Linked DNA regions of Homo sapiens: region 1 is linked to region 2. A link is an interaction called in ENCODE POLR2A ChIA-PET data of the cell type or tissue named here. Cell type or tissue: CD4-positive, alpha-beta T cell. All regions are shown on one strand.

Region 1 (4,000 bases), 250 kb after region 2:
TGCCATCCTCAAAGATTCTGAATCAGTAGACCTAGGGTGTGGTCTAGGGAATCTATTTTTTGAGACCCTGTCTCAAACCCGGGAATCTATTTTTAACAGACTCAGGAGGTGATTCCAGGGAAGGTACTCCATGGCATCCACTTAGGAACCTCAGCTCTATTGGGAAACATTTCAATACTATGAATATTAGTTTCTCTGTGAGGCAGCAGATGGTGCCTTCTCACCTCTGTCTGCTCTCCAGCAACTATGCTTCTTGGTCTTAAATCCTACATTTGACAACAGCAGAGTACGAGCTCTCACCTCAGGATGTCTGTTCTCACACAGACAGAGGGGGAGACTTAGCGGCCTGAGGCCCTCTCCATAGATGACTTCCTTGTCTCTTTAAACAAAGTCATACAGTTGCTGGCAAAGATCCAACATGATATGGAAACAGGGCAAGTTGTGCCGGTGAACCGTTCGTTTGTGAGCCTTGTCAGATGAAGGCTTTGCTATTTTTTTCAACTGCTCTATACAGGAAAGTCTAATGATTTATAAATCAAAAGTGTTTAAATATGGTCCAAAGTCCTGTGATAATGGTCAGTGTACAAATTACTGAAGTTTAAACAAGTCAATTTTCTGAAGTAAAAAATGTTTGACTAGAGCTTTAAAAATAAGCAACCTAGTATAATATATTTGGAGATGTAAACTAAAAATAAAGTTCTAAGCCCCCAAACTGATGAACTGACCCCCCTCTTGGTCAAGGGGACCCCAGAGAAACCTTAAAAACTGAGTTCCCAGTCATGACGAGACAAGAGGCTGAACACACCTTGTTATTCCTCCTCTCTTTTGGGATTTAGACACAACTGACCAGCATTAATGCTGAAATAGAGATTGTAAGACAGAACAGATTCTTTATGGCCATAAGATACCAAATTACAAACAGTACCTAAGGCCATTCTAGGGCCAGGGTGAAGTCACACACCCCTGCGCTTAAAGAATACACTGTGTGCTAACTGCCACAAGGTTTTTCTTTTTCTCTTTCAGCTAAACAAGCACTGGCCTTGAGATAAACAACGTTAAAACAATTTGGGGCTGGTGCGGTGGTTCATGCCTGTAATCCCAGCACTTTGGGAGGCCAAGGTGGGCAGATGGCTTTGACTCCAGAAGTTTGAAACCAGTCTTGGCAACATGGCAAAATCCCATCTCTTTTAAAAATATAAAAACTAGCTGGGCGGGGTGGCGCATGCTTAAGGTCCCAGCTACTTGGGAGGCTGAAGTGGGAGGACAGCATGAGCCCAGGAGATGGAGTGCAGTTAGCAACCACTGCATTCCAGCCTGGGTGACAGAGTCAGACCCTGTCTCAAAAAAAAAAAAAAAAAATTTGCAGCTCACCAACCATCAGACACTGACTAACCAACCAACCCCTGGCCCCTGTTCCACCAGCCATAACTACAGCTTTGATTGGACAAGAGAGTGATTTTAGTAACCTTCTCTTGATAGACCATCAATCATGGACCAGTCCTGGTCAGTTTACAGAGGCTGTTCACTTGAGTGACTTTGTGTCCCTTTTGCATATAGGGTCCAATTGTAATACATTGAAATGTTAAGTCTCCGCCCCAGGGTGAACATGGGTTGTATGTTACATGCACATTTGTTCAATAGGCATGTGTCAGGACTACCTTCATAAATATTCATAAATCTTCCTATAGCCTGTTGAATATGTATATTTAGCCATATTCAGCATGAAGCCCCTACTCCAACACCTTCTCCTTCAAAGTGCCTGTTTCCAGGTCTTTACAGGAGGCTGCACTCCCCAGCCTGCAGGATGGCCACCTTGCAGACTGGAATCCTTTATAAGAAATAAAGTCTCCTTTTTCAAATTTATAAATTTCTGATTTTTTTAAAGTTAACAGAGACAATGTGGAAATACTTGATAGGTATAATGCAGGTGTTGAAAGACAATTTTTGAAAAGGCAACATATTCTCTTTTCCTAAAATTTAAAGGTCCCATTGACCAAAATGTCGTTACATGGCAAAAATAAATTATTTTAATTTTAAAAGCTCCCTTATGCTAAAAGGCTAATGGCCACTTGGTTGTTCATAAATATGAGATTTTCATGTCCCTTTATCTCCACAGCTTTTAGATGAACACCCATTTTGATTAGTGCAATGATTGGCAATGATCAGGTAGCAAGTCAGCATTATTTATTTAGTATTAGGTTGGTGCAAAAGTAATTGCAGTTTATATCATTACTTTTGCACAGACCTAACACTAAAATGAATAAGAGTCTGACTATGAATGGAAAAGACTGCCTCCCTGTGCCAAAGGCTCATGAGCATGGCTTTGTAAAATCTCCCAGTTGTATTCTGTCTCATAGTTTGCAGTTGACCCTTGAACAACACAGGTTTGAACTGTGCAGATCCACTTAGATTTTCTTCCACCTCTGCCACCCCGGAGACAGTAGGACCAAACCTTCTCTTTCGTCCTCCTCCTCAGCCTACTCAGAGTGAAGATGACCAGGATGAAGTCGTTTATGATGATCCACTTCCATTTCATGAATTGTAAAGATATTTTCTCTTCCTTATGATTTTCATAACATTTTCTGTCTAGCTTACTTTATTGTAAGAATACAGTTTATAATACATATACAAAATATGTATTAATCGACTGTTTATCTTATCAGTAAGGCTTCCAGTCAACATGAGGCCATTAGTAGTTAATTTTTGGAGGAGCCAAAAGTTATACTTGGATTTTCTACTGCACAAGGGGTCAGCCCCCCCAACCCCTGCCTTGTTCAAGGATCGACTGTAGTATAATATAGTACAGTACAGTACATTATAGATAGTATGGTATTTTTATTTTATTTTATTTTTGAAATGGGGTCTTGCTCTGTCGCCCAGGCTGGAGTACAGTGGTGCAATCTCAGCTCACTGTAACCTCTGCCTCCCGGGTTCAAGCGATTCTCTTGCCTCAGCCTCCCAAGTAGCTGGGATTACAGGCGTGCACCACCATGCTCGGCTAATTTTTGTATTTTTAGTAGAGATGGGGTTTCACCATGTTGGCCAGGCTGGTGTTGAACTCCTGACCTCAGGTGATCCGCCCACCTCGGCCTCCCAAAGTGCTGGGATTATAGGCGTGAGCCACCACGCCCGGCAGATAGTATAGTATTTCCAATTTCCTTCTGCAGCTACACATAAAAGGTTTTTTTTTAAAGAAATATATATAAGGTATTTAGCTTTAGTCCTTACTGTGGCTGAATTTTCACTGGGCACTGATAAATAAAGGCACTTTTTGTTCTAGAACTCTCCCTTCTCTGGTCATAAGACAGGGAGGCACTGTCCCTAGACATGTTCAGTAATGATAGTGAGAGTTTGTTTGTCTAGATCCTGATACATGTGAAAGATCAAAACAACTTTCACATACATTATCTCATGTGACTCTTACAGTAGAGGTGAGGGTTCTGTAATCTCCCTTTTACAGATGAGAAAACTGAGGCTCAGCATAGGTGTCAAAGTTGAGTCTGAGACCCAAGTCTTCCAGTTCCTAGTCTTTGTCTAAAGACCTTCTGCTTTCTGGAATCCTTTGGGGTAGAAGCCAGAACCTATTCTAAAACAAGATCCTCCTCGTTTTGCACAAACATCTCCTTTTTCTACATGCAACCCCTGCCTCTGCCCCCTGGCCCAGAAGACCTTCATTTTCACCCAGCAGCATGGACTTAGACAAGGGCCGAAGAAGCCCTCTCACCTTCTCCCGCAGCTTCCGTTCCTTGCGCTCCTGCACGGTGGTCAGGTAGTTGACAGCCGCATACTCCAGCACCGAGAGGAACACGAACACAAAGCTGACCCAGAGGTAGATGTCCACGGCCTTGACGTAGGAGACGCGCGGCATGGAGGCATTCACGCCCGTGATGATGGTGGTCATGGTCAGCACCGTCGTGATACCTGCAACACCCGGCCTTAGTTGGGCTGCTGACAGCGGTCTAGAACTGCCCTCATATCTCACTAAGTCACGATTTTACAC
Region 2 (4,000 bases):
AGCATGCCAACTTATAAAACCCCAAGTCAAAATGTCAAACCGGGCACTTGATTTCTCAAGTCACTCTCTTGGCCCCCTTCCAAGTGTACTTCACTTCCTTTCATTCCTGCTCTAAAGTTTTATTTATTTATGTTTTCTTTTTTGAGACGGAGTCTCACTCTGTCACCCAGGCTGCAGTGCAGTGGCGTGATCTCAGCTCACCGCAATCTCCACCTCCCGGGTTTAAGCAATGTTCCTGCCTCAGCCTCCTGAACAGCCGGGACTACAGGTGCACAACTGGCTAATTTTTGTATTTTTAGTAGAGACAGAGTTTCATCTATCTATTGGCTTCAGGTTTTTTCTATCTATTGAGAGACTGCCTTTCCCTGGCACTGGCTGTGACCAGTGTCGGCCAGGCTGGTCTTGAACTCCTGACCTCAAGTGATCGGCCCACCTCGGCCTCCCAAAGTGCTGCAATTACAGGCACTTTCGGAGGCATGAGCCACTGCACCCAGCCTTCTGCTCTAAAGCTTTTTAATAAACTTTCACTCCTGTTCTAAAACTTGCCTCAGTCCCTCCTTCTGCATTTATGCCCCTCAGTCAAATTCTTTCCTCTGAGGAGGCAAGAATTGAGGTTGCTACAGACACATAAGGATTCGCCACCGGTAACAAGTCCATAGAGGAAAGTGAAAGCAAGTTTATTAGAGAAGTAAATTTAAAAAGAATGGGCTGCTCCAAAGGCAGAGCAGCCCCGAGGGCTGCTGGTTGGCTATTTTTATGGTTATTTCTTGATTATATGCTAAACAAAGGGTTGATTATTCATGAGTTTTCTGAAAAAGGAGCAGGCAATTCCCAGAACTGAGGGTTCCCCCCCTTTTTAGACATATAGGGTAACTTCTGGATGTTGCCATGGCATTTATTAACAGTTGAGGTGCTGGTGGGAGTGTCTTTTAGCATGCTAATGCATCCTAGTTAGCATATAACAAGCAGTGAGGATGACCAGGGGTCACCTTCCTCACCATCTTGTATTTGGTGGGTTTTGGCCAGCTTCTTTACCACATCCTGTTTTATCAGCAGGGTCTTCATGACCTGTATCTCATGATACCAGTTCTTCTGACCTATTTCATCCTGAGGTTAAGAATACCTAACCTCCTGGGAATGTGGCCCAGAAGGTATCAGCCTTATTTTACCCAGCACCTACTCAAGATGGAGTCACTCTGGTTCAAATACCTCTGCAAAATGAGACACACCTGTTTAATTGGACTGGCCTATTCCCAGAAATGAGAGACTGGTTTAATAGGATCCTTTGCCACTCCGCTATTCACTCAATTTTTCTCTCCACAGCCACCAACTCAGCTTTTGGTGTGTGAAACGACTAGGGATGTTTCAGAGAGGGAAATGTGGGGTTGCAAGAAATGATTCCCCAAAATGTGACGTTTTGGCATTTTGAGCGCTTTTGAAAATTGAAAGGCCTGAAAAAGAAGCCTTAGAATCAAGGTCTCACTAACCTTGTTTTTTTCCTCCCCCTCCCAAGAGCAGCTAGAGACTCTCTGGAATTTCCTCATTGACCAAGAAACTTTCTTTCCAAAAGAAACTCAATCGCCTTTTATTTTTCCCCTGAAATATCATTATCTTGATCAGAAAAGAAAGTGAGGAATGCAACCACACCAACATGGACTTTGTCACAAGATAATGCCTGCCTGCCTCTCAGGCTCATTCAGATTCCAAAGAGAATCATCTATAAGTTAATTTCTATCTCCCTCATCCATTTATTCTAATGATCACTGCCTGCACCTCAAAAGAATTGTCTACATCCGCCACCTTTTTCCTCACCTATGAAAAATGTGATACAAGCTTCTGTACCCTGTTGGGATATGGGGTAATGACGATACAGGAGTTAAGAAGAAATCACTTAGGCAGATAGTAAGGATATGGGAGTCTTCAGTAAAGCTTTTCTTTTCAATGAAAAGCAGCCCCAAATCATTTTCTAACAAAGAGCAGCCTGTAAGGTTGAGCTGGGAGCTTGCACAGGTGAATACTGGCAGGAACTAGGAACCAGACATGTTCAAGATGGCAACTCCATCTTCCCTTCTCTTTCTCGGCCACATGTACTGTAAGGAGCAGATAAGATGGTGCCGGTCAACTGGAAAGCCCATTTGCGTAATAAGATTAGGATGGGGCAACCAGCCTTCCCTATGCAATATGTAAACGTCATACCTGATGGAACCAATCTGTGAGTCCTATGTAAATCAGACACCACTTCCTCAAACTGGACTATAAAATCTGGCACATTCACCATCAGCTGGTCCTTTGCACTAGGAGACCCCTTTCTCTATAGAGAGAGCTGTATCTCTTTCTCTTCTCTTCTGCCTTTTAAACGTCTGCTCCTAAACTCCTCGGGTGTGTCCGTGTCCTAAATTTTCCTGGCTCGCAACATCGAAACCCAGGGTATATACCCCAGACAATGTAGCAGCTTCAGTGACACTCTGGTTCCCACACACATGCACACACACACATTAATAAATCTGCCTTTTCTCCTATTAATCTGCCTTTTGTCTGTTGATTTTCAGCAAACTTTCAAAGAGCAAAGGGGAAGTTTCCCTTTTGCCCATACAGTTTTGGTACTGTGAGCAGGATACTTCTCTGCTCTTTTGGAAACTGCAGTCAAGGGAACCCAAGACCTAACAAGTCTGAAAAAAAGAGATTCTATCATAATAAGAAGGCTCCTCTGCTCTAACCCTTAACAAAAAGTAACCCTCCAGCTTGGGCAACACGGCAAAACCCCATCTCTACAAAATACACAAACATTACCCAGGCATGATGGTATGCACGTATAGTCCCAGCTACTGCAGGGGCTGAGGTGGGAGGATTGCTTGAGCCCAGGAGGTGGAGGTTGCAGTTAGCTGAGATCATGCCACTGCACTCCAGCCTGGGCAACATAGAAAGACCCTGTCTTAAAGAGAGATTTGAGCCCAAAGTCCATTTACAATGGTGAGAGCATAATGTCAATGCCTAAAGTTTTTGTCAATCTCTCAAAAATTAAGAAATTAGCCTAAAGGGGGAGAATTGTTAAATTTTTAAATTGTTAAAAGTTTTGCCTAAAGCTGCCTTCTTATGTATTTTGAGTATAGCCTAAAGGTTGCTCCATAGAGAGTGAACTGTAACCTAACTGGATATGTAAACAGATTGTAACCTACTCTTTTAACAAGTAGCCTAGTCTCAGCCAATCACAGGCAACTAACTGTTGTTCAAAGTGTGTTCAAATTAAGTCACATGTCAAGCTGTAACCAATCCAGCTATTTCCGTACCTCACTTCTGTTTTCTATATGTCACTTTCCTTTTTCTGTCCATAAATGTTATTTGACCATGTGGCTGCCCCAGTGTTGTTGTTACTCTGAACCTATTCTGGTTCTGGCGGCTGCCAGATTCATGAAACATTGTCTGTGTAATTAAACTCTGTTAAGTTTAATTTGTCTAAAGTTTTTCTTTTAACAACTTGTACCATCTATATTTCTCATTGCTGCCAGACTATCCAGGATGTTAAGATCATGATATTACAACATTTAGACATAGTTAATCAGATGTGTGTCTCTCCCAATATACAGCTAACCACCATAGACTGATGCAGCCCTCCTTATTTATGACAGCTCCTTTGTTACTCAAATTTGGCCAATCTCTGAAGTCTTGGATGCACACTGACTTTCAACAACCCCCCTCCATGGGACATAACACTTTAGAAACAGATGCTTCCAGCTCTGAGGGAAACAGATAATAACTCTGTGGCTGACCACCAATCATTGATCAGTGATGCTTCCTCATCCCCTATCTGGATCAATAGGGCAGAAATGTGAAATGTGATATACAAAATGGCATCACTCTGGTTCAGAGCTATAAAATGGCATCAGGAAGCCATTTTAAGAAGGACTTCCTGCATAACCTGCAACCCAGCAAAAAAAAAAAAAAAAAAAGGCAGAAACTTGCTTCGAACCTTTGAATTGGCCCAAATTGTAATGATCATGAA

The links. ChIA-PET counts read pairs that join two places held together with the same protein. Peaks named below come from ENCODE experiments on the same cell type or tissue, not always from the same donor. Only the 100,000 strongest peaks of a DNase experiment are listed, where the experiment ranks them.
Region 1: POLR2A ChIA-PET joins it to region 2 with 6 read pairs; 2 of 35 experiments call an interaction of 5 or more read pairs at or near these places.

What each region holds. Positions count from the first base shown.
Region 1 is chr6:89,260,688-89,264,687 of GRCh38, forward strand. It overlaps GABRR2 (gamma-aminobutyric acid type A receptor subunit rho2), which reads right to left. Exons shown (of 9, transcript NM_002043.5): 8 at 3,725-3,921. Among named protein-coding and RNA genes, the nearest start is that of GABRR1, 45 kb to the left of the region's middle. In CD4-positive, alpha-beta T cell, no CTCF peak of the experiment used is centred here; no DNase peak of the experiment used is centred here.
Region 2 is chr6:89,007,759-89,011,758 of GRCh38, forward strand. No RefSeq gene overlaps it. Among named protein-coding and RNA genes, the nearest start is that of RNGTT, 46 kb to the left of the region's middle. In CD4-positive, alpha-beta T cell, no CTCF peak of the experiment used is centred here; a DNase peak (open chromatin) is centred at 2,163.